Regions from separate parts of the Homo sapiens genome. Here region 1 is linked to region 2. Evidence: read pairs that join two places in POLR2A ChIA-PET (ENCODE). Cell type or tissue: OCI-LY7. All regions are shown on one strand. Links, peaks and the distances in the headings refer to the core of each region. The heading gives the core; the rest is flanking DNA.

Region 1 (16,203 bases), core at 4,796-12,795, 74 kb after region 2:
TAGTAGAGACGGAGTTTCACCATGTTGGCCAGGCTGGTCTCGAACTCCTGACTTCAGGTGATCTGCCCGCCTTGGCCTCCCGAAGTGCTGGGATTACACATGTGAGCCACTGCACCCGGCTGACAAATGACTTGTGTTCTGCACCCAAGGGGAACTGATTCCACAACGTACCCCCTCATCACCCCCTAGCCTTGGTCCACCATTGGTCCTCGCCATCCTGGAGCTTCCATTCTGTTTCAAGGATGAGGAATCTGAGCCTAGAGAAGCACAGTGTCCCCACTTCTGTCACATGGGTGCTAGCGGCAAACCTGGACTAGAAGTCAGGTACCCCAGACTCCCTGCCCAGTGCTCTTTTCACTGGGTCATTCTGTTTTAGCAGTGGTGGCCATGGCAGCCATTTCTGTTTCTCATGTCTCTAAACCCTAAGCCTGAGACAGTGACCAAGGGCCCAACCCCTGCTATGTCATTTATAGTCTGAGCATAGGGCTGGGACCAGAGGAGGCCCCCAGCAAATTGTTGAGTGAATGTTGAAAGGAAGGAAAGAAAATGCCCTCCAGACATTTCAGAAGCTCATCATTCCTGGAGGTGGGGGGACCTCAGCCAGCCATCTGGTGGCAGACTAACTACATTGGACCCCTTCCACCATAGAGGGGACATCAATTTTGTCCTCACTGGAACAGACTCTTATTCTAGATATGGATTTGCCATCTCTTCCCAAAATACTTCTGCCAGTGCAACCATCTGTGTCCATGGAATACCTCATTCACTGTCATGGAATTCTACATAATATAGCTTCTGTCTTGCTCTGTCGCCCAGGCCGGAGTGCAGTGGCACGATCTTGGCTCACTGCAACAACCTCCACCTCCCGGGTTCAAGAGATTCTCCTGCCTCAGCCTCCTGAGTGACTGGGATTACAGGCACCCGCCACCACACCAGGCTGATTTTGTATTTTTAGTAGAGATGGGGATTCACCATGTTGGCCAGGCTGGTCTCAAACTTTTGACCTCAAGCAATCCACCCGCCTTGGCCTCCCAAAGTGCTGGGATTACAGGCATGAGCCACCGCGCCCAGCTGTCTTTTTACTTTCTTATTGTGGCTCCAGAAAATGTTGAATTACCTATGATATCTGAATAGCTAGTATATGTATATGGCACCAGATTCAAAAGGTATGAAAGGATATTGAGACTCACAAAATGGAAGAAAATATTTGCAACTTATATATCTGACAAGGGAGTAGTGTCTAGGATATATAAAGAATTTTTTTTTTTTTGAGACAGGGTCTTGCTCTGTTTCCCAGGCTGTTGTGCAGTGATGTGATCACAGCTCACTGCAGCCTCAACCTCCTGGGCTCAAGCAATCCTCCCACCTCAGCCTCCCCATTAGCTGGCACTACAGATGTGTACCACCATACCTAGCTAATTTTTTGTAGAGATGGGATCTCGCTGTCTTATCCAGGCTGGTCTCACGTTCCTGGGCTCATGGGCTCAAGCCATCCTCCTGACTTAGCCTCCCAAAGTGTTGGGATTACAGGCATGAGCCACTGAGCTTGGCCAAGAATTCTTACAACTCAACAATAAAAAAAAACAAATAACCCAATTTAAAAATGGGCAAGGATATGAATAGACATTACTTCAAATAAGACGTACAAATGTCCAGTAAGTGTATGAAAAGATGTTCTGCTGCTTGAATCCAAAGAGTGTTAGTTCATGTCCTGTCCAGGAGATGATTTCCCCCACCTTGACTTTCCCCAGTGTCATTCAAGCCCCAGCTTTTAAGATCCCGCCCCCTAGAAGCCTTCTCTCTCCAGGCAGAGCTCTTGGCTCCACTAGCTGAATTCCCACAGCAGCATGAACGCATCTCTTCTGGAGCCCTGGTCACGTTGCACAGTGTTTATGTGACTGCTTTTCTTAGAGATGGTGAGCTCCTGCAGGGAAGGGATCAGTTCCTATTCACCCTTGCATCTCCCTGGCTTAGCAGGGTGCCTGGAACACAGCAAAGACTCAGTGTCTGGCTGGCTGGCTTGCAGGAAGGACAGCTGTCTCTATTTTTAATTTTTTTAGAGATAGGTTCTCACCTGGGCTGGAGTGCAGTGGTGCGATGACAGCTCACTACAACCTTGAACTCCCAGGGCTCAGGCGATCCTCCCACCTCAGCCTTCTGAGTAGCTGGGACCACAGGCACGTACCACCATGCCTGGTTGCCGCCTCTATTCTGGACTGAGAGTAGGAGACTGTAGCAGGAAGTCAAACCTGATTAGGTAAAGACCACGGCTCAGAAAGGTTAGGGAACTGCGCAGAGAGTTCTGGAACTGTGGCTGCCTCCATCTTACTAGAAAGATGAAACTGCTTTCTGAACCTGAAAACTCACCTATCTGGCTTGTAGATCTTTTAATATTCTAGGTTCCTGACTGAATGGGACGCCCATGAGTCACTGTAGGGGGGGCACAGGTCTGAGGAGAGGCAAGGCAGTGAGTCCCTAGGTTTCAGCTCAAACAGAAACCCTTTGAGCTCTGAAGGGGCATGTGCTTGCCATAGGAGGGAGCACCTGCTGGTCCTTCCCTCTCTGGCTCTGGTGGGTTGTTTCTGGAAACCCTTGGGTCCTAAGGAAACCCTTTCTCAGTCTGCCCCATTGGCTGAGGGCAGATGTGGGAGATGAAGGATGGGCAGGGGCCCTGCTCCATGAACCCGCACTTGGCCCGCCCTGGGGAGCCAGCAGGGTGCTCTGTGAACCCACACTTGGCCCACCCTGGGGAGCCGGCAGGGTACTCCATGAACCGGTACTGGGCCCACCCTGGGGAGCTGGCAGGGGTTGCTGGGCTCACCACCTCCTGTCTCTACAACCCCCAATCGCTGGCCGCTCACAAGTGGCCATTGGATGTGTGAGAGAGATTTCCACAGAAAGTGTTTCTGTGGCTGCCTCATTTTAATTAAGTGAACCTGGAATTTAAGGGTTAGCTCCTCGGTTTTGGGGTGAGCCTCTTGTAGAAATCCATCTCTTGTAACTCCCAGTGTTGGCAAGTGTGTAGTGAGATGGGGACCCTCACACCTGCTTGGGGTCGGCGGGGGGCTTTTCTGGGTAGTTTGGCAATAAATATCAAGCCTCAGACATTTCCCCTTGTGTTATCATTTATTTTTTAGGTGTGATAATGCGGTTATGTTAAAAACAGTCCTTTTGTTGTAGAGATACATACTGAAATATCCATGGGTGAACTACACAGCAAACAAATCTGGGATTTGTTTCGGCATCATACATTTGGGGTAAGGAGCGTGGGTGGGGTATAGCTGAGAAAAGCTTGGCTGTGGGTCAGCTGTTGTGGATGCTGCTGGATGAGGGGTTCAGGAGTTCATGGTACTGTTCTGTCTACATTTATTTATTTTTTAAAATTCCATAATAAAAAAGTTCAATTAAAAAGTCCCCTTTGACTTGGCATTTCTACTGTGATGACATCAGTCCAAACCCCCAGCATCACTCACCAGGCTTCCCTGTTTTCATTCCCATCCCTCCTCGGTTCAGGGGGATCATGCCCCATCTGCATCTCCACTCACAGCCCTGGGATCCCTAGGGCCCACCTGCCCCCAGGCTTCCAGATCCCAGAGCCTGTGGGTGCTCTCTGGCCTCAGCATCAGGGACACTCTCCCTCCACCCCCAAACCCCTCACCTGGATGGTGACTACTCATTCATCTGATGTCAGGTTGGTGTCATCTCAGGGGAGCTGCTGACTCCCAGGCAAAGTCACACTTCTCTAATACTCTCCATCCTTCATGGATGGGTCCTTCATAGCTCTCACTATAATTTGTAACTATAAACTCTTTTTTTAATTAATTATTTTTTTGAGACAGGGTCTCACTCTGTTGAGGCTGGAGTGCAGTGGCATGAACACAGCTTACTGCAGCTTGGCCTCCCAGGCTCAAGTGATCCTCCCACCTCATCCTCCCAAGTAGCTGGGACTACAGGCACATGACACCACGCCCGGCTAATTTTTGTATTTTTAGTAGAGAGGGTGTTTCATTATGTTTCCCAGGCTGGTCTTGAATTCTGGGCTCAAGCGATCCGATTGCCTCAGCATCCCAAAGTGCTGGGATTATAGGAATGAGCCACCACACCCTGCCCTGATAAGCTCTTGTGATTGCTTTTGTTTCATTGCAGTCTGCCTCCTGTACTAGACTGTGAACTCTCTGAGGGCAGAGACTATGTCCGTGTGGCTTACCACTGCATCCCAGAGCCACACACAGAGCCTGGCACATAGTAAATTAATGCAGAAGGGGACACGTGTTTGACAAACATGTATCATGTTCCAGGCAAACTCTGTGCATATAGTTGGCTGGCTGAGAACATACAGTTGGAAATGTTAGGCAAGGGCCACATCACAAGGGCCTTGTGGCAACATTAGGGGACTGGCCGGATGGTGCAGATCCAGGGAGCCATTGAAGGTGCTCAAATGGAGGAGTGGCATGTGCTCCAGGCAGCCCCTCTGGCTGTCTCATGTTGGAAGGGAGACCCTGGAGGCCGGGTAGCCAGATGGGCTGGCACTGGGGTCCCATGGGGGCTTGAGCTCAGGCCAGGGCAGTGGTGATGGGGGCGGGAACGGAGCCAGTGTTTGTGGCAGTGATCCGATGTGGCAGCTTCTTGGCCCTTCTTCCCTGAAGAAACAGTGCCTCTGCACAAGAGAGGTGGGTAGGAGCTGTATAGGGCCCTGCTGGGGACAGAGTATGTTCCACAGACACATCCCTGGATCACAAAGAGGTTTGCAAACGGTCACTAGGAAGTGATTATACAGCACGGTGCCTTGGGGCAGGGGTAGGGGCAGGACCCTTGTCCCTGAGGCTAGGGAGTTGAGGCTCATGATGGCAGAGCCTGGCAATGGTGAAAGGCAAGTCACTTGTTCGGCAGTGCATTTTAGGGTTCCATGCAGAGCCAGCCGAAGGAGCTTGGGAGACCCTGGAACCTGAGAAGCCACTGGGGCCTCTGCAGGCCTCCTGGTTGGGTCTTCAGCTGGAGCCCAGGAAAGGCTGCTCCCAATAAGTGGCGATGTCATCAGCTGGGTGTGTGCCGCCCACCAGCATTGCGCTTCCCTGGGACCTGCTGTACCGCTGCTGTCCCAACGCATGTGCCACACTTGCTGTCTGTCCCCTAGGAAGCTTGTAATTGGCTGCAGGGCAGCCAAGTCACTCAGCTCCTCTCCCTGTGGGAAGTGGCTGTGGGGAGGCCAGAGGGTTGGGAGGATGCCGAGTAAAAACTATATGATAGCTACATAGACTGAAAGCTAAGTCGTGCCAAGCCCAGTGTTGGGCTCTTTAAATGTTACTCATTTGACCTGAGCTAGGTCTCCTTTCCCTCTCTCCAGTGGAACTCTGTACTTTTAAAACACTTCTCACAGTTGTAATAGAGAGAATCGTTCATGTGTTTATTTATGTAACATCTGTCTTTCTCGCTAGACTATTAACTCCACGAGGGCAGCGATTGGGTCTCTGTCCTCTACTGTAGCTTCAACACCTAACACACTGCCTGGCACAGAATTGGCTGCAATAAGTATTCATTAAATCAATGAATGATCCCCCCAAAAACCCAATGAAGTAGGTACGATTATTATTATCCTTGTTTAAGGATGGGCAAACTGAGTCTTAGAGAGCTTGAATAGTCCAAGCCACAGACCAGGAAGTAGCACCCAGAATTCAGACTCACATGATTAGCCCAAGGCAGGGGTATGTGGCCCAAGGTTGGCCAATAAAACTCGAGCTGGGGAAAGTGAGACTGCTGTCCTTTTTGTCCCTTGGCTATTGGGATGTGAGACTAGGGTTGCTGGTGGCCATACTTCTAGCCTAGTGGGGCAGCTGGCCTGAGAGTATGGAGCATGCAATGATGGGAGAGAGACAGAGAGCTGGCGGGAGAGAGAGAGAGAGAGAGAGAGACTGATTCTGAGTTCCTGGATACCCTGTGGCTTGGGCTGGCCTAGTTCCCCTTCCTTGCACTTGTAGCGGAGAGTTCCAATGGGCATAGTGATGAAATCTATCACCACCATTGGTGTAGTGGAAAGAGAATGTCCTGGGCTTCAGTTCCAGCTCCACTGGGCACTCAGTGTGTGACACAGCGAGTCCCTGTTGATCTCTGGGTCTCAGCTTCCTCAGCTATAAAATGGGGTCATGACTTCCAGCTCCTAAGCGGTGAGTGGGAATAATGAGAGAGTACTAAGGTCTGTGACTCGGTGCCTGCTAGCCAGCAGTTGCTCAGGAAGCGTGAGCTGTCCCTTGTAGGTGGCTTTTGGTTGCAAGTAATAGAAAACTCATCCAGGACCAGTGTAAACAATGAGGGCTTTCATCTTTATAGGCCACAAAAATATCAGGGGAAGGGCATGTCCAGGGTGGTGAATCCAGAAGCTCAGCATTGTCACCAATAACCTGGGTTCTTTCTTTCAGCCTTGCCATTCTCACCGTGGCAGTCATTTCCCTCGAGGTTGCAAAATTGCTGCCCCAGCTCCAGGCATCACACAATGTTGGCCTGAGGAGGAGGTGTTTCTTCTTCATGTCCCTTTGTAAGGGTGAGGAAAACCTTCCCAGCAGCTCCCAGCAGACGCCTCGTCAAGTTTTATTGGCTGGGATTGTCATTCGTCTAAGCCAGTCATGGTGCTCTATTCCCTTGTGAATGCTAGCATCGGTGTAGTGGAAACAGGATGGCCTGGGGTTCAGCTCCAGCTTCACTGGGCACTCAGGGTGTGACAGCATGAGTCCTCTTGTCTGACTGGACAGACAATGGTGGTACTTAGAGCGAAATACTCAAAGAGAAACTCAGCTACTTTTATAGCAAAACTTCCTTGCATTTCTTTATAATTTCACCCAAGAGTGCCTTCTTAAACTCTACAATTTAGTCTTACCCATGTGCAAACTTTTAAAATAAATTGTAATTGTAGTAAGAAACACAATATAAAATTTACCATCTTAACCATTTAAAATGTATAGTGTAGTAGTGCCAAGTACTTTTTCATCTTGCTGCCTGGGCAACATGGCGAAACCCCATCTCTACAAAAAAATGCCAGCATTTATAAGGGAATATAACACCATGATTGGCTTAAACAACAAAGACCCCAAGGGGCCAGGGTGAGAGATGGAATGAAATTTGTTTGGTGAGCAAGGAGCAAGGGGAGCGTGACTGTGTCTGCCGTGTTTGTTCACTGACATTCCCCAACCATCTCACACAGAGCCTGGCCATGGCAGGCGCTCAGCAAGTCCTCACTGGATAATCGAATACGTGCCCAGGCCTTCTTTCCATCCAGCAGGGTAGAGTCGGGGGAGCAGGTTCTTAGGTGGAGGGAATTCTTCAGATGACTGTGGTGATGCGTCTTTAAGAATCTTCTAGGCCAGGCTGGGCATGACGGCTCATGCCTGTAAATCCCAGCACTTTGGGAGGGCAAGGCGGGCAGATTGCTTGAACCTAGGAGTTTGAGACCAGCCTGGGCAACATGGCGAAACCTCATCTCTACAAAAAATTAGCTGGGCCTGGTGGCGGGTACCTGTAGTTCAACCACTAGGCTGAGGTGGGAGGATCACTTGTGCCCAGGAGGTCGAGGCTGCAGTGAGCCATGATCTTGCCACTGTACTCCAGCCTGGACAAGAGTGAGACTCTGTCTCAAAAAAAGGAAGTTCCAGGCCTTAGGGGAAGTACCCAGGACCTAGGACCCAGACTCACTGGCTTGTTAGGGACCTGCGGAGGAGGTTTTGGCTCTCAGTGGGGCCAGAGGGGCCAGGTTTGCATGGCTGCCTCAGTTCTTCTAGGTCTATTCTAGTTGCTTGGAGCATTTTTTTTTTTTTTTTTTTTTGAGACGGAGTCTCACTCTGTCACCCAGGCTGGAGTGCAGTGGCGCTATCTCAGCTTACCGCAACCTCCGCCACCCAGGTTCAAGCAAGTCTCGTGCCTCAGCCTCTCAAGTAGCTGGGATTATAGGCACCACCATGCCCAGCTAATTTTTGCATTTTTAGTAGAGGCGGAGTTTCACCATGTTGACCAGGCTGGTCTTGAACTCCTGACCTTAGGTGATCTGCCTGCCTCAGCCTCCCAAAGTGCTGGGATTACAGGTGTGAGCCACTGTACCCAGCCAGTTGCCTAGAGCTTCTGAGCAGCAGGCAAGGAGGGTGAAGAGGAGGGAGCAGGTGGAGGGAGGTGAGGTGGCTCCTCTAGGAGGGGTCTAACGGCTGCAGAAGGTGGCAGGTTTCCTTGGGCAACAGCATGCAAACGGTGGCAGCTGGGATGGGAGGACCAAACTCTCTTGTCAATCTAATATTTAGTTCATTCAGTTTCTCTTCACTGAGCACCTGCAATGCGCCAGGCATGTGCTAAACCAGGAGATAAAATGACGAGCTAATACAGGCATGACTCCTGCCTTCTTGGAGCTTAAAGCCTAGCGAGTGAGGCAGATATGAATCAAATAATTCTAAAAGTAAATTTAAATTGTGACTACGGTAATCCACTTTTGGCCTCCCAAAATGCTGGGATTACAGGCGTGAGCCACTGTGCCCGGCCAAGTATTTTTAAAGTATATACATTGCCTTTTAAAACACAATAGTAATTGCATGCTTAAGAGACTACAGTGTAGGGTAAACATAACTTTTATATGCACTGAGAAACCAACAAATTCATGTGACTCGCTTCATTGCAATATTCTCTTTATTGTGGTTGTCTGGAACTGAACCTACAATATCTCTGGAATATGTCTGTATTTCCAGTAAATTGGTAAATCTAGAGGCTTGATCAAATTCAGGTTTTGATTTTTTGACAACTATAGGTGATGGTGTGTTCCTTCCTCAAGAGGAGCACATAATGTATTATTTGTGTGTGTGTGTATGTGTAAAGGGAGTGACGTTCACAGCTGCTGATACACAATGCCTAGATTCATTCATTAATTGGTGGGTACAAAATGGTATCACTCTAATTTGATCATTCCTTTTTCATTAATTAGCTGCAACATCTTTCTTAGCAGTCAGCCAGTAGAGAGAAGCTAAACTATAACCAGTGCAATACCGCTTTTTTGTATCTTATTGTATTTATTTTTTGAGACAAGGGCTTCCTCTGTTGCCCAGGCTGGCATGCAGTGGCATGATCATAGCTCACTGCAGCCTCGAAGCAGGCAGATCACTTGAGCCTAGGAGTTTGAGACGAGCCTGGGCAACATGGCAAAACCCCAAATCTCCCTCAACATACAAAAATTAGCCAGGCGTGGTGACATGCACCGGTAGTCACAGCTACTCAGGAAGCTGAGGTGAGAGGATCACTTGTGCCCAGGAAGTCAAGGCTACAGTGAGCTGTGCTTGTGCCACTGCACTCCAGCCTGGGTGACACAGCAAGACCCCGTCTCAAAAAAAGTAAAATAAATAATAAAAAATAAAGTGGTGAAAGTTGTTACTTTCAGGAGAGGGAAATGGGGACGAGGAACTGCCATTTTCATAAAAAATCTTGCAGAACAAGTTGTCCATTTATGTCCATGGATAACTTTGATGAAAAATAAAAACTAAAATGAAAGGATAAGGCACAGAAGGAGCACGGGCTTTGTATGACACAGACCTGCGTTTGAGTCTGGAATCCCTTACTTCGTTAGCAGGGTGTTTATGAGTCACACGACCTCTTTGAACCTTGGTTTTCTTACTTTATTTTACTTTTTTTTGAGACAGAGTTTTGCTCTTGTCGCCCAGGCTGGAGTGCAATGGCATGATCTCGGCTCACTGCAACCTCCATCTCCCGGGTTCAAGCGAGTCTCCTGCCTCAGCCTCCCGAGTAGCTGGGGATTACTGGCACGCACCACTATGGCTGGCTAATTTTTGTATTTTTAGTAGAGATGGAGCTTCGCCACGTTGCCCAGGCTGGTCTCGAACTTCTGACCTCAAATGATTTGCCTGCCTCAGCCTCCCAAGTTGCTGGGATTACAGGCGTGAGCCACCTCGCCCAGCATATTTTATTTTTTTGAAACAGAGTCTGGCTCTGTTGCCCAGGCTGGAGTGCAGTGGCGCGATCCTGGCTCACTGCAACCTCCGCCTCCCAGGTTCAAATGATTCTCATGTCTCAGCCTCCTGAGTAGCTGGGATTACAGATGTGCCAACATGCCCAGCTAATTTTTGTATTTTTAGTAGAGGTGGGTTTCACCATGTTGGCTAGGCTAGTCTCGAACTCCTGACCTCAAGTGAACAACCCGCCTCGGCCTCCCAAAGTGCTGGGATTACAGGTGTGAGCCACTGCGCTCGGCCAGTTTTCTTATTTTAAAATGAGGCAGGGGTTTGGGGTGGAGAGGCTAATTCCCACCCTATCCAGATCTCATGATGGCGTGATAGTGAAGCGGAAGATTTTGTACGCTGTGCAGGATGAACCCCACAGGAAGCGTTATCCTCCCCGATAAGACACAGTGCCTTGGTGACTGTTGAGGGGCAGGCTGTGCTTCAGGTGCCAGAGAACCTCGGGCAAATCAAGAGGTGCCAGTCCCTGCAGTCCAGCCTCAACTTCTCTCCTCTTCCCTCTCCTCAGTCAAGAAAAACCAGTTAGTTCCACTTGGTAGAAAATGTGCCCAAACTTGAGCCTTTCCTGGGTCCCATGCTTACCTGTGTGCTGCGTTAATCTGCCAGCCCTCTGTCAAGGGGCTTCCTTCCTGTGGGGTGCCCCTCCCGCTGTCACTCTCCCGCATCCAAATGTGCTCTTCAGAAGCCACTTCCTCCTGGGAACTGAACCCAGACTTTGGGGAAGCTGCCACCAGTCCATAGTGAGAGTCAGGCTTCCTCAGAGTGTGGCTTAACAAATTGAAGATGATAATTAATAATTAAGATGGTAAGATGATTAATTAATTATCTTAATCAACATACTTGTGTATACATGAGGGAAAGCTGAGAGTTTTGCCTCAAAGCACAGCTGGCTGGAGCACTGGATTGAGATGGTTCTGAAGCCGAGCTCAAAGGAAAGGAGTGTGGTGATTAATTAGCGACATCTGCCGCGGGCCGGGGAGGGGAGAATGGTAGCTTGCCCACTATGCACTTGTCATCCTGGCCGAAACGATTTCTTCCTGTTTTCTATTGAGGCATAACCTTCATAAAGTGCACTGATTTTAAGTGTATAACTTGATGTATGTTTACATACTTATGCTTAAACGTGTATATATGTGTATAAATATTTATACACACACGCACACATTACCACCACCTAGATCAAAATACCATTTCCAGAGGCCCAAAATGTCCCCTTGTGCCGGCTTTCAGTTACTGCTGTCTCAAAGGCAACCATTATTTTGACTTCTGTCACTATAAATTAGATTTGCTTGTGTTCTATTTCATATACATTGGATTAAACAATATATATTCTTGTGTCTGGCTTCTTTCACTCAGCATAATGCCTGTGTAATTCATTAATGTTGTTGAGTGGCTTGTTCTTGCTCATTATTCCATTGTATAGCTACGCCACAATTTGTTTATCCATTCCCCTGTTGATGAACATTTGAGCTGCTTCCAGTCTGAGCTATTCTGAATGAGGCTGTCATAAATATTCTTCTACATGTCTTTTGGTGGACCTAACCGCTCATTTCTGTTGTGTGTGTATATATATCTATATCTATACATCTATGTTTATATACACATGTACAAATATATATACGTACAAATATATATGTGTGTGTATACATATATTCAGGAGAAAAAGTGCAGAGTCACAGGGTAGGTAAACGTTTAGCTCGTGAAGTAACTGAGTTTGACTCACCAAGCCTTGAATTGCATCAAACGTGAACGGCTTCCATTGCATGTAAAACAGCGTGCTGGGCTCCAGGTACACACATATCTGTTAAACTGAGACTCTGACTCTGAGATATGATATCAACTTAGAGCAAGTCTTAAAGAAAAGCAAACACCTAATACAACCAGGCAGCTCATTCTCTAACCTTTCCCTATTTTCATATTTTATAGTACTTCATATTTTTTTTTCTTCTTTTTTTAATCCAGGGTCTTTGTTACCCAGGCTGGAGTGCAGTGGCGAGATCTCAGCCCACTGCAGCCTTGACCTCCTGGGCTCAGGTAATTCTCCCACCTCAGCTTCCCGAGTAGCTGGGACCACAGTTGTGTGCCACTATACCCAGCTAATGTTTGCATTTTTTGTAGAGATGGGGTTTCACCATGTTGCCCAGGCTGGTCTAGAACTCCTGGACTCAAGTGATCCACCTGTCTCAGCCTTCCAAGGTGCTGGGATTACTCACATGAGCCACCATGCCCGGCCTCTATATTTTCAATTACTTAATTGAACTTTGGTTTCCTGCAGGCTCTAATAAATCTTGCATTCCCCCCAATTCTTTCTTGACTTTCCAGAGGTTTGTTTAGGCTTGTTTTGCCAGATATCATGTCTTCTTTAGCTTTCTTTGGTTGTCCCAGAGCAGATCTTATCTGTATTGGCTAGGAAAAGAGTTGGGGACACATCCCCAGTCCAGTGATCAGTTCCCTATGCCTGGAAATTTTTTTTCCAATCAAGAAGAAAAAAACTTCTCCAAGAATGACCTCTTTTAACCTCTTTTAAAATGGGCTTTTGCTTTTTGAAATAACAGCTGCAGTATTTATAGTCTGTATTGAATACTTATGTTTGGCCACTAAATACTTCTGGCTGTAGAAGACTCCTGACTTGTAAATTTGCTTTTGATTTTAACAAGGATCACATGTCTTGTTTGAGCAATATAGGGCCTTGTTCATGGTGGATGCACAATAAATATTGAATGAACTTAATGAAAATCATTTAAGAAAACATTACATAGACTGTAACTAGAGGCGATGGAAATTTCCTTCCAGCTCTAAGGTTTTAAGGCGAAGCCCTCAGAGGATATCTTCATCCTCAGCCTTGGGAAGGAGTGGGGAGATGACGAAGGGAGGGAGGGAGTGGCTCTTTTTTTCACTGTAGACAGGAGTGGAGCTGCGTGGGCAGCGGTCGGGCGTCCCTGGGTTGGGTGTATTCATCCAGCCTCCAGCTACTCTGACTCTAAACAATGGTCAGTACTCTTGGATTTCTAAATTCTGTCTGGTCTTAATCTAAACCCAGATTAAGGACCTGGGTTTTCTAGTCCCATTTCCGTTCGTTTGCGTTTCACAAGCATTTATTGAGCACCTACTAGGTTCCAGGGACTGCGCTGGGGACTAGACTGCACACATGAGTTGCACAGAAGCTGACAGATACGTGGGCAGGTAGAACCACAAAGGCTTCATCTCAATATGTAAGCGGGGTGATGGAGGGAAGGCATTCGGCTCTGCCCCCAGCAGTTCTGTGACCTTGGGGCAGCTGCTTCTCCTCTAGGGGCGCTATTTCCTTATCTGTAAGATAGGGGGATTGCAAGGTTTTCTTTCCGAAGTCGCTTCCAGCTGTACTGGGCCGGGGGGCTATGCATCTGTCCCCGCCAAACGACGCTGAGGACAGGGTGGTTGGACAACTGGACAGGCCTCAGAGTGGACAAACCCAGAGCTTCCCTGGGTGCGCCCCTCACAGATGGTGCCTGAAACCTCCCGAAGGGCCTCTGCGCCGCCCCCATTCCCGTTTGTCCGGAGGCGCTGTTTTGATTGATCCAGTAGAGGTGCGCGGTTTCCGTTTGCTTGGCGCCCTTCTTAGCAAACGCACCCACCCCCAAGCGGCGGTACAGATGGCCCCGCCCCGCCCTCGCGCGTCCTCGCGGCCCCCTTGCGCTCCCTCCCCCGGGAGTCCCGTCGTGCAGAGCCGCGCCTCCGCGCCGGGGAGCCAGTGTCCGCGAACCCAGCCGGCACTCCGGGTTCCGCGCCGCTGCCCCGACGCCGCGGGCCGGGGCTGGTGAATGTTTATGGAGGAGGATGAGAGATCCTCCAAGGACCCAAACTGGCTTGGCAGCGGAAGCCCAAAGCAGCCACCAAACGGTCGATTTAAAAAACTCATCCTGCCCTCCCTGGAAACCTCTCCAAGCCTTTCCAGCCTGGCCTACCTCAGCTCCCTGACCCAGCTTCAGTATTGCGACGGTGATTTTAAATCTGCCAGCAGTGTTGACACCGCTGTCTGGCCTTTGCAGGTGCCAGGCCTGGGCGTGAACAGGGGGCTTTGCCACCCACTGGCTGCATAACCGAGCAGCAGTCGACAACTCCTCCAAGGCTCCGGTTTCTCCTCTAAACAGTTAACAGCAACTCCCTTACAGCGTTACCTGCAGATCATTCCTGTGTGACATCATTCCAGATGTGACATCAACAGCAGGCAGTTTTGTCATTGTGCAGTAAAAAGGTTCAGGGTGTGACATCTGGCTTCAGACTGCCTGGGGTAAGATCCCCTGTCCCTGTCAGTGGGGCATGATGAACAAGTTTCTTAACTCCCTGGGCAGCAGTTGCTTAATGCTAGGGATCACTGGCAGCAGGAGACAAAGACCAGTGGAGGACCCGCGTTCTGGACCACATTTTCTCCCTTAGCTGAGCCATCACTTATTATTTTTTATTGTGCTAATTATATACATATGACAAAATTTACCATTTAGCCATTCTAAATGTACAATTAGTGGCATTAATTGCATTCATAGTGTTGTGCGATCATCACCATTTATTTCCAAAATTTTTTCCTCACACCTAACAGAAACTTTGTACGCATTAAACAATAACTTTCCATTCCCATCCCCCTCCAGCCCCTAGCAACCTCTAATCTACTCCTTGTCTACATAAATTTGTCTGTTCTAGATATTTTCATACAAACTGTCGCTTATTTTTTATTTTATTTTTCTGAGACAGAGTCTCTCTCTGTTGCTCAGGCTGGAGTGCAGTGGTACAATCTTGGGTCACTGCCACCTCTGCCCCCCTGGGTTCAAGCAATTCTCTTGCCTCAACCTCCTGAGTAGCTGGGATTACAGGTGCCTGCCACCACACCCTGCTAATTTTTGTATTTTTAGTAGAGATGGGGTTTTGCCATCTTGGCCAGGCTGGTCTTGAACTCCTGACCTCAGGTGATCCGCCTGCCTTGGCCTCCCAAAGTGCTAGGATTACAGGCGTGAGCCACCGCGCCCAGCTCGTCGCTTATTTTTTAAGCACCCTTTGCAGATTAGAGCAGCTCCCTCAGTGCAGGAATATAAAATGTGTTATTTAGTATTTAGTGTGTTCACATAAAATCATTAAATTTCGTATACGAAATTTAGTGGTAATTTTATTCAAACTATAATGGTAATTACATTTTTATTTCTAAAAATTTTTTGTAGCTTATTGTAGAAAATATGGAAAATATAGAAGGGTATAAAATAAGAGACTAAAAATCACTGATAATTCCAATGATTTAACATTTGGATGTATTCTCTTTTAATTAGATTAGATTTACTTTTAAGTTCATTGAATGTTTTTAGGCTAGGAGCTGCTGAATCTAGGTTTTTGCCATTTTGAGAAGGACAACTACATTTGCGATGAGAAGACCACCCACAGTCTGTGAGGGAAAGGAAAGGTCTAAGAATATCTGGGTTTCGTGTCAGTTACACAAGCAGACCCAGAACACACACATTTGCAGAAGGAGCTAAGGAAAAAGAAGAAGAAGGAATCCTCTAAAATTACTTGTACATAATGTTTGTCAAACGGAACTTTCTCTAGACAGACCTGTTGCCTAAGTTATCCCTATAACCAATTTTGGCTTTTTAAAAAAATGAACACACTAACCACATGCCTGTACATGCAGCATAAGGCACTTTCTTTTTTCAGTTTTTAAATTTATTATTATTATTATTATTATTTTTGAGATGGAGTTTCTCTCTTGTTGCCCAGGCTGGAGTGCAATGGTGTGATCTCAGCTCACTGCAACCTCTGCCTCCTCCCAGGTTCAAGTGATTCTTCTGCCTCAGCCTCCCAAGTAGCTGGGATTACAAGCATGCACCACCACGCCAGGCTAATTTTGTATTTTTAGTAGAGACGAGGTTTTACCACGTTGACCAGGCTGGTCTTGAACTCCTGACCTCAGGTGATCCACCTGCCTCGGCCTCCCAAAGTGTTGGGATTACAGGCATGAGCCACTGCACCTGACCAAATTTATTATTATTTATATATTTACTTTTTTGAGACAAGGTCTTGCTCTGTTGCCCAGGCTGGAATGCAGTGGTGCGATCACGGCTCACTGCAGCTTTGACTTCATGGGTTCAAGCCATTCTCCCACCTCAGCTTCCTGAGTAGCTGGGACTACAGGCGCAAGCCACTGTGCCCGGCTAATTTTTGTATTTTTTGTAGAGACAGTGTTTCGCCA
Region 2 (16,203 bases), core at 3,305-11,304:
TGGGGCAGGAGAATCGCTTGAACCTGGGAGGTGGAGGTTGCAGTAAGCCGAGATCGCACCACTGCACTCCAGCCTGGGCGACCAGAGTGAGACTCTGTCTCAAAAAAAAAAAAAAAAAAAAGAAAAAAGAAACTACATAGTACTTTAAACAGAGAACATTTAATAGGTTATAAACTATAACTGGGGATTCGAGTAACAAGGAATTGGCTAGTAAGAAGTAAAGAGATCTCTAAGAAATATAGAAATAGATACAGGAATCAGCTGAGTTAGAATGTACAAGGAAGAGGGTCCCTAGGGCAGAGTTCCAGACCTTGCTGGAGATGGCATGGCCATGGCTGACTGATTGGCAGCCATTGCTCTGAAGGGGAAGATACAGAAGGGAGGGCTCAGATTCATACTGGGACAAACAGACTTACACATTCATATTTGTTAGGATTCTTCAGTTATATGTGATAGAAACTAAAACTAGCTTAAGCAAAAAGAGACTCTATTAATTGGCTCAAGAAACTGAAAAGTCCAGGGGATAAATCAAGTATGGTTTAATCTGTATGGAAAATCTCAAATCTCAGTGTTGTTAGATATCTACCTCTTTACTGTCTTAGATCTGGTTTCCTCTGTATTTGCTTCCTAAGAAGGCAGATTCTGTATAAAAAGTGGCAGTAATAGGCCACCAACGGTGTCAGTCTTACATCCCACCAGCTTAGCAATTTTAGGATTCACAAGAGTCTTGGAGTTGAGACTTTTTGTCCTGGTTTGACTTGTGGGCCTTTGCTTGGATTCATGAAGGGAATAGAATGTTTCAGTTGGTTAAGCTTGGATGACATGCTCACAGGCAGTGCCCACCAGGTCACATAGATTCGAAAGATGGGGAGAGGTTTATTGCTTAAAGGAAAATGGGGGTGCTGTTACCAGAGGAAGGGGAAAATACGTATTGGGAATTCAAAAGCAGCAGATGTCCACTGTGCTATCTCTGTAACTCCCCTGTGTACCTCTCTTTAAATTTATGTTTTGAAAAGGGCTGGCCACTAATGTGTGGCGAAAACATTTTATGTTTCTTAAAAAAACCCTGAGAAACCAAAAAGCACCTTAAGTATTAGCTCTTTTTTTCTCCCACTGTCTAACTCCTACACGTCTTTAAGATCTAGCTCAAATCTCTTGTATATGGGTAAAAGATTCTCTCCTGAATTCTTAGAGCCTTTATTGTCTGTATCATGCATTTGGCTATTAATGATCTTGTATCATCTTTTGCGTTGTGGTCTTTAGCTACTATTTGAAATCGCGTAGCACTTAGTGAATTTTCAGTTCCTGGAGGCCAGAGACTTACCTTAGTTTTTGTCCCCTATACCTTACAATACCGTAAAGTTACAAAGCAATTAGTAGATCATGATTGGATTGATTTTAAATGACACACAAGTGATCGATTTCTTGTTTGGGTACCATATGTCTCAGAAAAGCAATTCACCTTCTTATGTTGGTTGATGAAAAGATTTATAGTTAAATTTGTGAAATATTGAATATTTCTGGCTGACTACAAGTATAGAAACTCTTTTCTTTTTTGAAACAGGGTCTCACTCTGTTATGACTCAGGCTGGCGTGCAGGGGCAAGAACACACCTCACTGCAGCCTTGACCTCCTGGGCTTAGGTGATCCTCCTACCTCAGCCTCCTGAGTAGTTGGGACCGTAGACTCAAGCAACCATGCCTGGCTAATTTAAAAACAATTTTTTTTTTTTTTTTTTTTTGTAGTGACAGAGTCTTGTCAGGTTGCTTATACTGGTCTTGAACTCCTAGGCTCAAGTGATCCTGCCACCTTGTCCTCACAAGGTGTTGGAATTATAGACATGAGCCGCTGTGCCTGGCCAGAAACTCTTAAGAATTTTCAATTTGTGAACTTGTGTAGATATGAACAAGTCATGTGCCAGAACAAAAACCATTAGCTGTCTCTTGGATAGTATGTGTCACTCTGAACTTTGGAACAAATGAATATAGAAGTAGTCTTTTAGGACCTAATCAGATCATACGTAGAAGTACTTCTAGTTTTAATTGCCTGAGACTCATGGCACTTAAAAGTCTGTAGGAGGCTGGGTGCAGTGGCTCATGCCTAATGCCAGCACTTGGGGAGGCTGAGCTGGGAGGATCGCTTGAGGCCAGGAGTTTGAGACTAGTGTGGTCAACATAGTGAGACCCTGGGCTGTATTAAAAAATTAGCCAGGTGTGGTGGCACACACCTTTAGTCTTAGCACTTTGGGAGGTTGATGTGGGAGTATGGGAGGATCCCTTGAGCCCAGGTGTTGAAGGCTGAAGTGAACTATGATTGCACACTGCATTACAGCCTGGTCAACAGAGTGAGACCCTGTCTTAGGGGAAAAAAAAAAAATAGGAAAAGAGAGACTCATGAAGCATTGACTCTGATTTTTTGAGGAGCAAATATTTTTTAGATAAATGGTAAGAAAGAGACTGTATTATCAGTGAAGCATCCTATAGAACTTTTTCCAAGTTAATAGGGAATTTTGATGTTACCTTTTTTTTCTTTTAATTATTATTATTATTTTTGAGATGGAGTCTTGGTCTGTCACCTTGGCTGGAGTGCAGTGGTGTGATCTCGGCTCACTGCAACCTCTGCCTCCCGGGTTCAAGTGATTCTCCTTCCTCAGCCTCCCTTGTAGCTGGGATTACAGGTGTGCACCACCACACCCAGCTAATTCTTTTGTATTTTTAGTAGAGATGGGGTTTCACTATGTTGGCTAGGGTGGTCTTGAACTCCTGACCTCAAATGATCTGTCCACCTCGGCCTCCTAAAGTGCTGGGATTACAGATGTGAACCACTGCACCCAGCCTGATGTTACTTTCTTAATACAAATAACTTTCTTCCCATTGTACACTAGCATGAGGGAGAAAAATTAAGGAAGGTGTCAGCAGCATAATTAATGCTTATTCATATGACACCCAGAAAGATAAAAATTACCAAGCAAATAAATGAGTGAGTAAATTGGCATTATTTATACTCATCATTCTTGACTGAGAATATTACATTGTCATTCCATAGGGCAGAATCTTAGATTAGGATTCCAAAAATGTTTAGGTTAAGAAGGTAGGCAATCAAGAGTTTTTTCATCTCAGAATAGTTTGCCAGTTTAATTTTGGTTAAGTTGTATTATTAGTTTGAAATTTGGGCTGGGCGTGGTGGCTTATGCCTGTGATCCCAGCACTTTGGGAGGCCGAGGTGCGAGGATCACTTGGGCCCAGGAATTTGAGACCTGGGCAACGTAGAAAGACTTGTGTCTACAAATAATAAAAAAAAATTAGCCAGGTGTGGCTGTGCATGTCTATGGTCCCAGCTACTTGGGAGGACGAGGTGGGGGAATTGTTTGAGCTCAGGCAGTTGAGGCTACAGTGAGTCATGATTGCGCCATTGCACTCTAGCCTGGGCAACAAGGGAAGACCCAGCCTCAAACAAACAAACAAAACGCACACACACACACACAAAAGCAAGCAAGAAAGAAATTTGTTCAGGTTGAGATCAAATATAGGGGCTAAATATATTTGCAGACTTTTGGAGTCTAACTTAGAGATAATTTTGTAGTCCATACTATAAAACATTGCACAGCTACTCCTAAGGGCAGACCTTAGGGTATAAATATTTCAAAAATTTTATCTAAGAAATTGGATATCGTTCCCTGAATTGTGGTACGACTTATTAATGTTGAACTGTCTCTGGTATTAAAAAGCACCACCAGCTTGGACATGTAGGGCCTGTTTAGTTTTCTCTTCTCTTTTTATGTACAGCTTTCATGATACTGGCTTAAATTTGATACATAGAAAGAGGGAAGAATACAGTCTTTTCTTTGATAGTTGTATTTCTTATCTAACAGCTTTCCAACAAAGTGACACATTTAAAGCTGTGTTTCAGAGCCTTTTAGAGTTGAAAAAGCAGTAAGAGAGAGGGCATTCTTCTCTCAGGGTGGTAAATCAGATTTAGACAACTTTAAATATAGCTCATATTTTGATAAATCTTGCCAAGGTTGTGGTTCTTGGAAAACAAATCAAGTTAGGCAATTCACCAGGGAGGAAACATTTAGTTTTGTGGGTATGCAGTTTTGGTATAGTCAGCCAAAAGATACATCTGCAGGATGCAGTTTTTTTTTTTTTTAACTGCCTTGAATTTTGCAGATTCATGGCTTCAACATGCCTCAGAAGCACTTGCATTTCATTTTTCTGTAATTGATTTTTCAGCTGTGGATTGTTTCCAGTCCTTTCACTGAGCATATCACCTTACATGTAGGGTTCCATCTAGTGGTAAAAGTGGTAATTGTATACTGTGAGTAGGTTATACAAATTATTATTTTTTTAGTATTACTAGATTGATAAATTTATGCCACTTTGACATGATAGGCCACAATCCACCTGATTGATACTCATTTGGCACACTCTTCTCAATTCTGTTCACTGAGTTATATCTTGAGTTAGGATGAAAATAATGCAGCTTTCAGGCTTTAAAGTGACTAAATTTAAACTGCTAAGAGTCCTGACATTGTCTGCACAAGACAGCATTTTCTGTCACTTACAGAAAGTTACGTTTGGCATGTCAAGAAAAAAAGAAACATAATCCCAAAGCAGCAACCATTTAAAATAAGACTGCCACAAGGATTCGTGCAGAATATTTAAAATTTTCCTGTTGAACAAAATGATTTAACTGATTTTTCCTTCAGGGATGATGCTCTCAAATAGCTTATATGCATCTTTTGGAAATCGAAAGATCCTGGAATAGCGTCTTCCATGTGGGACATCTTGAAAGATAGTATTTTGGTTTCAGTGAGTTAGGTGAATGAATCTCCAGTCCTTATCAGTGTAATGGGTCTGCTTACAGAGTATAAGTTTGTTTCTTAGATGTGTAGAATTTATAAAGAAAGAAAATTATAGCCTGTACACCAAAGACAAGGACAGTGGTATTTATTGTACCTGATGTAGTAACTGTGGTGGAAGTTGTAGAAGAGAAAGGCAGACTTGTGGTTTTAACTCTGGAAAATGGGAATTATAATTTCCTTTAGGCTTCTCTGTTTCCCAAGATTTCCACAAAATCCATAAAAAGTCATTGTGAACTCAACATACAAAGCCTCAGCAAATCTGCTCAGATTCACTGAGTGTGAAACACTGGATCTATGTGTCACTGTGGAATTGATTGGCAACAGAGTGGCAGTTGGCACAGAACAGAAGTCTGTCCTGTTCACCACACGACAGTCTATAACTGTTGAATTATGTGAACAGTAGCTCTCATCTTCTTTACATTCTATGCAAAAGCAGCTATTATTAACAGTGCTTTATTTTATTTTTTTTATTTATTTATTTATTTTTTTTAATTTATTTTTTTATTGATAATTCTTGGGTGTTTCTCACAGAGGGGGATTTGGCAGGGTCATGGGACAATAGTGGAGGGAAGGTCAGCAGATAAACAAGTGAACAAAGGTCTCTGGTTTTCCTAGGCAGAGGACCCTGCGGCCTTCCGCAGTGTTTGTGTCCCTGATTACTTGAGATTAGGGATTGGTGATGACTCTTAACGAGCATGCTGCCTTCAAGCATCTGTTTAACAAAGCACATCTTGCACCGCCCTTAATCCATTTAACCCTGAGTGGACACAGCACATGTTTCAGAGAGCACAGGGTTGGGGGTAAGGTCACAGATCAACAGGATCCCAAGACAGAGGAATTTTTCTTAGTGCAGAACAAAATGAAAAGTCTCCCATGTCTACTTCTTTCTACACAGACACGGCAACCATCCGATTTCTCAATCTTTTCCCCGCCTTTCCCGCCTTTCTATTCCACAAGGCCGCCATTGTCATCCTGGCCCGTTCTCAATGAGCTGTTGGGCACACCTCCCAGACGGGGTGGTGGCTGGGCAGAGGCGCCCCTCACCTCCCGGACGGGGCGGCTGGCCGGGCGGGGGGGGCTGACCCCCCCCACCTCCCTCCTGGACGGGGCGGCTGGCCGGGCGGGGGGCTGACACCCCCACCTCCCTCCCGGACGGGGCGGCTGGCCGGGCAGAGGGGCTCCTCACTTCCCAGTAGGGGCGGCCGGGCAGAGGCGCCCCTCACCTCCCGGACGGGGCGGCTGGCCGGGCAGGGGGGCTGACCCCCCCCCACCTCCCTCCCGGACGGGGCGGCTGGCCGGGCAGAGGGGCTCCTCTCTTCCCAGTAGGGGCGGCCGGGCAGAGGCGCCCCTCACCTCCCGGACGGGGCCACTGGCCGGGCAGGGGGGCTGACCCCCCCCACCTCCCTCCCGGACGGGGTGGCTGGCCGGGCGGGGGGCTGACGCCCCCACCTCCCTCCCGGACGAGGCGGCTGGCCGGTCGTGGGGCTGACACCCCCACCTCCCTCCCGGACAGGGCGGCTGGCCGGGCGGGGGGCTGACCCCCCCACCTCCCTCCCGGATGGGGCGGCTGGTCGGGCGGGGGGCCGACCCCCCCACCTCCCTCCCGGACGGGGCGGCTGGCCGGGCAGAGGGGCTCCTCACTTCCCAGTAGGGGCGGCCGGGCAGAGGCGCCCCTCACCTCCCAGACGGGGCGGCTGGCCGGGCGGAGGGCTGACCCCCCCACCTCCCGGACAGGGCGGCTGGCCGGGCGGGGGGCTGACCCCCCCACCTCCCTCCCGGACGGGGCGGCTGGCCGGGCAGAGGGGCTCCTCACTTCCCAGTAGGGGCGGCCGGGCAGAGGCGCCCCTCACCTCCCGGACGGGGCGGCTGGCCGGGCGGGGGGCTGACCCCCCCACCTCCCTCCCGGACGGGGCGGCTGGCCAGGCGGGGGGCTGACCCCCCCACCTCCCTCCCGGACGGGGCGGCTGGCCGGGTGGGGGGGCTGACCCCCCCATCTCCCTCCCGGACGGGGTGGCTGGCCGGGCTGAGGGGCTCCTCACTTCCCAGTAGGGGCGGCCGGGCAGAGGCGCCCCTCACCTCCCGGACGGGGCGGCTGGCCGGGCGGGGGGCTGACCCCCCCACCTCCCTCCCGGACGGGGCGGCTGGCCAGGCGGGGGGCTGACCCCCCCACCTCCCTCCCGGACGGGGCGGCTGGCCGGGTGGGGGGGCTGACCCCCCCATCTCCCTCCCGGACGGGGTGGCTGGCCGGGCTGAGGGGCTCCTCACTTCCCAGTAGGGGCGGCCGGGCAGAGGCGCCCCTCACCTCCCGGACGGGGCGGCTGGCCGGGCGGGGGGCTGACCCCCCCACCTCCCTCCCGGATGGCACAGCTGGCCGGGCGGGGGGGCTGACCCCCCACCTCCCTCCCGGATGGGGCGGCTGGCCGGGTGGGGGGCTGACCCCCCCCCACCTCCCTCCCGGACGGGGTGGCTGCTGGGCGGAGATGCTCCTCACTTCCCAGATGGGGTGGCTGCCGGGCGGAGAGGCTCCTCACTTCTCAGACGGGGCAGCTGCCGGGCGGAGGGGCTCCTCACTTCTCAGACGGGGTGGTTGCCAGGCAGAGGGTCTCCTCACTTCTCAGACGGGGCGGCCGGGCAGAGACGCTCCTCACCTCCCAGACGGGGTCTCGGCCGGGCAGAGGCGCTCCTCACATCCCAGATGGGGCGGCGGGGCAGAGGCGCTCCCCACATCTCAGACGATGGGCGGCCGGGCAGAGACGCTCCTCACTTCCTAGATGTGATGGCGGCTGGGAAGAGGTGCTCCTCACTTCCTAGATGGGATGGCGGCCGGGCGGAGACGCTCCTCACTTTCCAGACTGGGCAGCCAGGCAGAGGGGCTCCTCACATCCCAGACGATGGGCGGCCAGGCAGAGACACTCCTCACTTCCCAGACGGGGTGGCGGCCGGGCAGAGGCTGCAATCTCGGCACTTTGGGAGGCCAAGGCAGTGCTTTAAAACAGGAAACACAGCTGTTGCAGCCTTCATAGGTTTCTGGTGCTGGAGTGGTGACTGATGGGAAGGATGTCACTGGCATTGGGGTTATCTTGGAGGTGGCGACCCACAGCAGTGGGCAGGAGAGCCCCGATGTGGTGTCCTCAGCATTGGTATCCAGAGGAAAGCTGCTACACACAACATCCTGTCAATCCCTCTGTCTCCTGCAGGCCACCTCCCCGAAATTGTTCTTTTTTGAGGGGTCTTGCCTCTATCATTCTTTGGGATAGTTGCCCAGAGCCCTTGTTATTTCTGTATGCCTACATATCTAGCTACTAATTTTCCTGGTTCTGGCCATCTATGTAAAAACTTTTATGATGAGGAAATTAGTCTTTAGTATATACTTTGATTTTCTATAATATTTATATCAAATTGAAGTGAGATTTAAGCCAAAACTACTTGGTTTCTTTAAAAAAAATTTGTCATGAAACGTCAATTATACATACAAGTTTATAAAATAATATAATCAGTATTCTTCCCATTACCCAGCTTTAGCAAATCTTAACATTTTGCCATATTTGCTTCAAATGCTCCCCTTTTCGCATAGCTCAGTGATTTATCCACAAGAACAGTATTAGCACTTCAGGAACTCTTTTTTTTTTTTTAAGATGGAGTCTTGCTCTGTTGCCCAGGCTAGAGTACAGTGGCGCAATCTCAGCTCACTGCAACCTTCACCTCCCGGGTTCAAGCAGTTCTTCTGCCTCAGCCTCCCACGTAGCTGGGATTACAGGTGCCCGCCACCATGCCCTGCTAATTTTTGTATTTTTTAGTAGAGACGGGGTTTCACCATGTTGGCCATGCTGGTCTCGAACTCCTGACCTTGTGATCCACCCACTTTGGCCTCCCAAAGTGCTGGGATTATAGGCATGAGCCACCGCGCCCGGCCTCAGGAACTCTTTCATACCTTCATGCCTCTTAATCACTGTCCACAAAAGGTAACCATTATCCTGAATATTATGGTAAATACATTTCTGCTTCTCTTTACAGTTTACCATTTAAGCAAGTATCTCTAAATACTAGTTTCGTTTATTTTTAAAATTTGATATAAATGTCATCATATAGTATGTAGTTGTCTGTGTGTGTGTGTGTTTGTGTGTGTGTGTGTGTATGTGTGGCTTCTTTTGCTTTTCATTTGTGAGATTTAGCTGTGATTGTACATATAGCTAGAGTCTGTCCATTTTCATTACTGTGTAATATTCCATTACAAATAAAGCCATTAAATTAAAATTCTGCTGGACATTTTGCTTTTTCAGTTTTGGCTGTTTAGAAAATAATGTTGTGGGTCGGGTGTGGTGGCTCATGCCTGTAATCCCAGCACTTTGAGAGGCCAAGGTGGGTGGATTGCTTGAGCCCAGGAGTTCGAGACCAACCTGCTCAACATGGTGAAACCCTGTCTCTACTAAAAATACAAAAATTAGCTGGGCACAATGGCACTCACCTGTAATCCCAACTACTCAGGAGTCTGAGGCATGAGAATCGCTTGAACCAAGGAGGCAGAAGTTACAGTGAGCCAGGATAGTGCCACTGTACTCCAGCCTGGGCGACAGAGAGAGTCTCTGTCTCAAAAAAAAAAAAAAAAAAAAAAGAGAGCAGAAATTAATGAAATAGGCTGGGCGTGGTGGCTCATGCCTATAATTCCAGCATTTTGGGAGGCTGAGGTGGGTGGATCACCTGAGGTCAGGAGTTCGAGACCAGCCTGGCTAACATGATGAAACCCTGCCTTTACTAAAAATACAAAAATTAGCTGGGTGTGGTGGTGTGTGCCTGTAATTCCAGCTACTGGGGAGGCTGAGGCACGAGAATTGCTTGAATCTGGGAGGTGGAGGTTGCAGTGAGCCAAGACTGTGCCATTGCACTCCGGCCTGGAAAACAGAGCAAGACTTCATCTCAAAGAGAAAAAAAAAGAAACTAATGAAATAAACAACAAACAGGCTGGGCGCTGTGGCTCACGCCTGTAATCCCAGCACTTTGGGAGGCCGAGGCGGGCGGATCACAAGGTCAGGAGATCGAGACCATCCTGGCTAACACGGTGAAACCCCGTCTCCACTAAAAATACAAAAAATTAGCCAGGCGTGGTGGCGGGCACCTGTAGTCCCAGCTACTCGGGAGGCTGAGGCAGGAGAATGGCGTGAACCCAGGAGGCAGAGCTTGCAGTCAGCCGAGATCGTCCCACTGCACTCCAGCCTGGGCGACAGAGCGAGACTCCATCTCAAAAAAAAAAAAAAAACAACAAACATAATCAATAGAGAGGTTCAACAAAGCTAGAAGTTGGAACCTTGACAAAGCTAATTACATTGAAAAAAAATTACCAATATCAGGAACAAAGAGGAGGACATTACTATGGAACGTAGAGACATTAAAAAAGATAAGAGGATATTATATACAAATTTATACCAATAAAGTTTGAAGGTTTATGTGAAATAGACAAATTCCTTGAAATCTACAACTTAACAAAATTAACACAAGAAGTAAAGGAAAATGTGAGTAGTCCCATAACACAAAATAAGTGGAATGTGTAATGAAAAACTTTTTCACAAAGAAAATTCTAGGTTCAGATGGCTTCATCTGCCAATTCTGTCACATATTTACAGAAGAAATAACACTAATCTCACATAAATTTTTTCAGAAAATAGAAAAATAAGACATATTGGCCACGCGTGGTGGCTCATGCTTGTGGGATACCAAGGCGGGCAGATTGCCTGAGCTCAGGAGTTCGAGACCAGCCTGGGCAACACGATGAAATCCCATCTCTACTAAAATACAAAAAAATTAGATGGGTGGGGTGGCGTGTGCCTAGTCCCAGCTACTCAGGAGGCTGAGGCAGGAGAATTGCTTGAACCTGGGAGGTGGAAGTTGCAGTTAGCTGAGATCGTGCCACTGCACTCCAGTTCGGGTGACAGAGTGAGACTCTGTCTGAAAAAAAAAAAAAAAAAAAAAAGACATATTTCCCACCTAAGTGTATAAGGCTAGAACAACCTTGATATAAAACCTAATGAAGACATTACAAGGAAAATTTAAGACCAATCTCACTTATGAATGAATGGGAAATCTAGACTATTAGCAAACCAAATTCAGCAACATGTAAAAATGATAATACATCATAACAAAGTTGAGTTATTTGAGAAATGCAAGGTTGGTTTAACAATAGAAAATCTGTATTATTTACCATAAAGGAGAAAAATTATATGATCATCAATAGAGGCACAAAAAATTTTTGATAAGTATTTGATAAAATTAAACACCAATACACAATTTTAAATAAGTAAATATATAAATAAATATATATATCTCCTCTGGAAGGCAGAGGCTGCAGTGAGCCAAGATTGTGCCACTACACTGCAGCCTGGGTGACAAGAGTGAGACTCTGTCTAAAATAAATAAATAAATAACATAGCAAACTGAGAATAAAAATATACCACCTGAATTTGATTTTGCTAAGTGATGAGTAGGGAAAGATACTATTTTTAAATTTGCTTTATTCTGATAACTTGTAAAGTTGAGATTCTTTTTATGTTTATTAGTCATTAGGTCCCCTCCTCTGCGTTACTGATCATGTCATTTGACTAATTTTCTATTGAGTCAAGTGTCTTTTCCTTATTAATTTTTTGGCTTACTGGTAAATTCTGAATACTGATCCTTGGTTATATGCATAGCAAACATGTTTTTTTCAGTCTGTGGCTTGTCTTGTATTTTATTATTACTTTTAAAGTTTTAGATTTATTTATCTATTTATTTATTTATTTATTATGAATGGATAGTACGTTCAAATGAATATAAAATCCAGAAAATACAAAAGAGCATACAGTGAAAACTTTCTCTCCCACTCTTCTTCCCCTTTTATCCATTTCTCTTTAGAGGCATTGTGACTTCATTTTTAAGACATTTAGTATGTAATGTCATTTGTTATACAGAAAAATTTAATGTAGTTAAATTTATGATTCTTTGGAGATTGTGCTTTTTATGTCTTGTTTAAGAAACTCTTTCTCTGTTGCATTAATTTATTCTATATTGTTTTTTAATGTTTTTAAATTTGGCTTTTCATATTTAGATCTTTACTTTGTTTGGAATTTATTTTTTGTCTGTGATGTGAGGTAGGGATCACCCCTCCCCCATATTGTAAAACTACCTGTTATATGCTTTTACATTTGTAACTGTTTCATCTAGCATAGCTTAAGTGGTGATGGGAGTCTGCTTTTGAGCTTCATCTATGCATTGGCAAATACAGTTAATTAACTGGTCTAGTTTTTTATCTCTATTTTCCTTCTTGCAGATGAGTGCTCAGAGTCCTAAGTACTGCCTTTCAGGCCCCATAATGTGCCCTTGTATCCTCTAACATGTCTGGAATTTGCGTAGGCTGTGCTGGGGCAGGGAAAGGAGAGTTTCTTTGTCACAACAAACAAGGGGAAAGCTTTCTTCCTGTCTCTTCGATTTACCAATGCCTCATCAGAAACTTTCAGCACTTATGTAAGAAATGTATTTATTTTCTTGAACTTTAGTATATTTCGTTTGTTTTACAATATTGTAGAGTAGAAAGTTGTTTTTGCTTAAATATAGTAGTTTTTTCTTTAGTCCTATACATTTCTTAAGTTCTTAAATATGTTTCTTGATATTTTTAGCTTTATATTGTGGTGTTGTGTATTCTTTGGAAAGGGATTAGTGGGCTTTGTGATATGGGAATAACTTTAAGAAAAATAACCCGCTGTAACTCTTTTCCATCTTTCATCTTCCATTTGATTTCTCTTTTAACTATTTCCATCTCTTAGATATTGTTTTACCAGGTGGTCCACACAGAAAAAGTGAGAAAAGAAAAGTAGGGGAAAAGAAAAGAACTAGCTTAAGGAAATTAAAGTGTGACATAACAAGAAAGAATGAACATGGGAAGAAAGGGGAGAAAAAACAGAGGGGAAAAGAAACTGAGATTGTTTACATGTTACTTATGTGTTAGGAGATCCAAGGTATCTTTTTTTTTCTTGTATTCCTTATAAGTAGTAGGAGCAGTCTTGAACCTGTTTATTCTTCTACCTGTTTGTGCTGTTTAGGAGGGAGTAGTTTTGGGGATGATGTCCAAGTAGGAAGGATTCTATTGAAAAACGATACATGTTGCTTCTAGTTTCTTTCTCACTTATGTACAGTATTTGATCCAGTTTAGTGCTGGAAGGGTCAACTGTGTTGAAAGTGTTAGAATCCTGAGTTTTGCTCTGGATATTAATAAAAGTGTAAGTTTTAGGTATGTATGTGTTTCTGTTTCAGGAATATAATGGTTCCTATTAATACACATTTTTATGTTAATGCTAATTTGATCTGAATCAGTTATTGAGAATTAAAAGGGATGTGAATTCCAGAAAATGATTAGTTTAGACTCAATAAATTATAAGACTCTTTTTGGTGCTACGCATTTTATGATTTTTCTGGCCCTCCTGATAGGGTAGTAATTTCTCATTGGCAGTGATTATAAACAATAGTCTTATATTGACCCGTGCTTCTTGACTGAAATAAGCTGATGTTAAAAAAAGAGGCTCTTGTCAATGATTTAAGATGAAGTTGCTTCTAATTCTAATTGGCTTTTATTTATCATCATTGGCATTTGAACAGGAAAAATAACCTAGCGTGTAAAAAGGTTGAAGAGAGAAGCATTTTAAATTCTAGTTTTTTTAGTTACTTTTTGGCTTGAGGACATACATTCCTAGTTTTTAATTTTTATGGTATTTCTGATAATACATTGTCATTTCAGAGAAAAGAAGGAATCTCCTAGCCACCAGCTGAAGATGTGGGCTATTGATTAAATCATGTAATAAGTTTTCAAGGAAATAGAGACGAATTTTGAAGTTTACCCATGCCTTGTTTTCACTATACTGTTATTAACAATTATCCATGTAGTATTGACAATGTCCTTTGTAGATTAGTTATATTTAATATTTAGAAGTGCCATCATTTTTCCTGGAACAGGGCTTTGGTACCTAGGGTATAATGGACCACTTTTAAGTTGTGATTGCTTTTACTGTGGGTATGTTTGTATGAGTCAGGTGAATTTCAATTCTGCCCGACTGAGATATGATAACTTGTCCTTTCTAGCTTATGTGTTATGACCATTTGTTGGTTATATAATAGATGACTGCTTATGTAATAAAGATTAGAACAAGCCATTAGAATTTATTGTTAATGGATACAAACTATGTGTCTGCTCTAAGAGTTTCAATTATACAGTTCTTAAATATAACAACATATTAGAAGTAAAAAGGGGTTGATATGGTTTGGCTATGTCCCCACACAAATCTCGTCTTGAATTCTAGCTCCCATAATCCCCACGGTTGTGGGAGGAGCCCAGTGGGAGGTAATTGAATCATGGGGGCAGGTTTTTCCTGTGCTGTTCTCTTGACAGTGAATAAGTCTCACAAGAGCTGATGTTTTTATAAAGGGCAGTTCCCCTACACACGCTCTCTTGCCTGCTGCCACGTAAGACATACCTTTGTTCCCCCTTCGCCTTCCAGCATGATTGTGAGGCCTCCCTAGCCATGTGGAACTGTGAGTCCATTAAACCTCTCTTTCCTTTGTAAATTACCGAGTCTCTGGTATGTCTTTATTAACAGCGTGAGAACAGACTAATACAGTAAATTGGTACCAGTAGAGTTGGGTACTACTGTAAGGATACCTGAAAATGTGGAAGCGACTTTTGAACTGAGTAACAGGCAGAGGTTGGAACAGTTTAGAGGACTCAGAAGACAGGGAAACGTGGGAAAGTTTGGAACTTCCTAGAGACTTGTTGAATAGCTTTGACCAAAATGCTGATAGTGATATGGACAGTGAAGTCCAGACTGAGGTGGTCTCAGATGGAGATGAGGAACTTGTTGGGAACTTATATAAAGGTCACCCTTGCTATGCAAAGAGACTGGTGGCATTTTGCCCCTGCCCTAGAGATCTGTGGAACTTTGAACTTGAGAGAGATGATTTAGGTGGAAGAAATTTCTAAGTGGCAAAGTGTTCAAGAGGAAGCAGAGCATAAAAGTTTGAAAAATTTGCAGCCTGACAATGCAGTAGAAAAGAAAGACTCATTTTCTGCAGAGAAATTCAAGCTGACAGCAGAAATTTGCGTAGATAAGGAGGAGCCAAATGCTAATTTCCAAGACAATGGGGAAAATGTCTCCAGGACATGCCAGAGACCTTTGTAGCAGCACCTCCCATCACAGGCCTGGAGGCGTACAAGGAAAAATGATGTTGTGGGCTGGGCCCAGGGCCTTGCTGCTTTGCACAGTCCCTTGCTGCTTTGCGCAGTCCCTGGACTTGGTGCCCTGGGTCCCAGCTATGGCTAAAAGGGGACAGTGTATAGCTCAGGCCATTGCTTCACAGGGTGCAAGCCCCATGCCTTGGCAGCTTACATGTGGTTTTGGGCCTGCGGGTGCACAGAAGTCAAGAATTGAGGTTTGGGAACCTCAGCCTAGATTTCAGAGGATGTATGGAAATGCCTCAAGGCAGAGGTGTGCTGCAGGGTTGGAGCTCTCATGGAGAACCTCTGCTAGGGCAGTTCAGAAGAAGGGAAATGTGGGATGGGAGCCCCCATACAGAGTCCCCATTGGGGCACTGCCTAGTGGAATTGTGAGAAGAGGGCCACCATCTTCCAGATCCCAGAACTGTAGATCCACTGACAGCTTGCACTGCAGTGGAAAAGCTGCAAACACTCAATGCCAGCCTGTGAAAGCAACCAGGAATGGGGATGTACCCAGCAAAGCCACAGGGACAGAGCTGCCCAAGACCATGAGAACCCACCTCTTGCATCATCGTGACCTGGATGTGAGACGTGGAGTCAAAGGAGATTATTTCAGAGCTGTAAGATTTAATTACTGCCTTGTTGGATTTCAGACTTGCATGGGGTCTGTAGCCCTTTGTTTTGGCCAATTTCTCCCATTTGGAATGGGTGTATTTACCCAATGCCTGTACCCACATTGTACCTAGGAAGTAACTAACTTGCTTTTGATTTTGCAGGCTTATAGGCAGAAGGGACTTGCCTTGTCCCTGATGAGACTTTGGACTGTGGACTTTTGAGTTAATGCTGAAATAAGTTAAGACTTTGGGGGACTGTTGGGGAGGCATAATTGGTTTTGAAATGTGAGGACATGAGATTTGGGAGGGGCCGGGGCAGAATGATATGGTTTGGCTGTGTCCCCACCCAAATCTCATTTTGAATTGTAGCTCCCATAATCCCCACATGTCATGAGAGGAACTCGGTGGAAGGTAATTGAATCATGAGGTGGTTTTTTTCCCTGCGTGAATAAGTCTCATGAGATCTGATGGTTTTATAAAGGGCAGTTACCCTTCAC

Evidence for each region. ChIA-PET counts read pairs that join two places held together with the same protein. Peaks named below come from ENCODE experiments on the same cell type or tissue, not always from the same donor. Only the 100,000 strongest peaks of a DNase experiment are listed, where the experiment ranks them.
Region 1: POLR2A ChIA-PET joins it to region 2 with 11 read pairs; 5 of 35 experiments call an interaction of 5 or more read pairs at or near these places.

The regions. Positions count from the first base shown.
Region 1 is chr10:97,193,817-97,210,019 of GRCh38, reverse strand. The region is part of intron 11 of ARHGAP19-SLIT1 (ARHGAP19-SLIT1 readthrough (NMD candidate)); the gene reads left to right. It overlaps LOC112268065 (a long non-coding RNA gene), which reads right to left and starts at 14,120. Exons shown (of 3, transcript XR_002957098.2): 1 at 13,937-14,120; 2 at 10,575-10,760; 3 at 6,299-6,735. RefSeq lists enhancers at 6,274-6,873, 13,268-13,507 and silencers at 7,550-7,609, 13,638-13,687. In OCI-LY7, for the core only: no CTCF peak of the experiment used is centred there; DNase peaks (open chromatin) are centred at 8,259, 9,229 and 10,639; H3K4me3 peaks cover 1,712 bases; H3K27ac peaks cover 3,239 bases.
Region 2 is chr10:97,266,758-97,282,960 of GRCh38, reverse strand. All of the region lies in intron 1 of ARHGAP19 (Rho GTPase activating protein 19), which reads left to right. The region is part of intron 1 of ARHGAP19-SLIT1 (ARHGAP19-SLIT1 readthrough (NMD candidate)); the gene reads left to right. Among named protein-coding and RNA genes, the nearest start is that of ARHGAP19, 18 kb to the left of the region's middle. RefSeq lists an enhancer at 14,862-15,366. In OCI-LY7, for the core only: CTCF peaks have their summits at 4,101 and 4,302 (motif pointing left); DNase peaks (open chromatin) are centred at 4,260, 5,240 and 7,900; H3K4me3 peaks cover 2,249 bases; H3K27ac peaks cover 3,184 bases.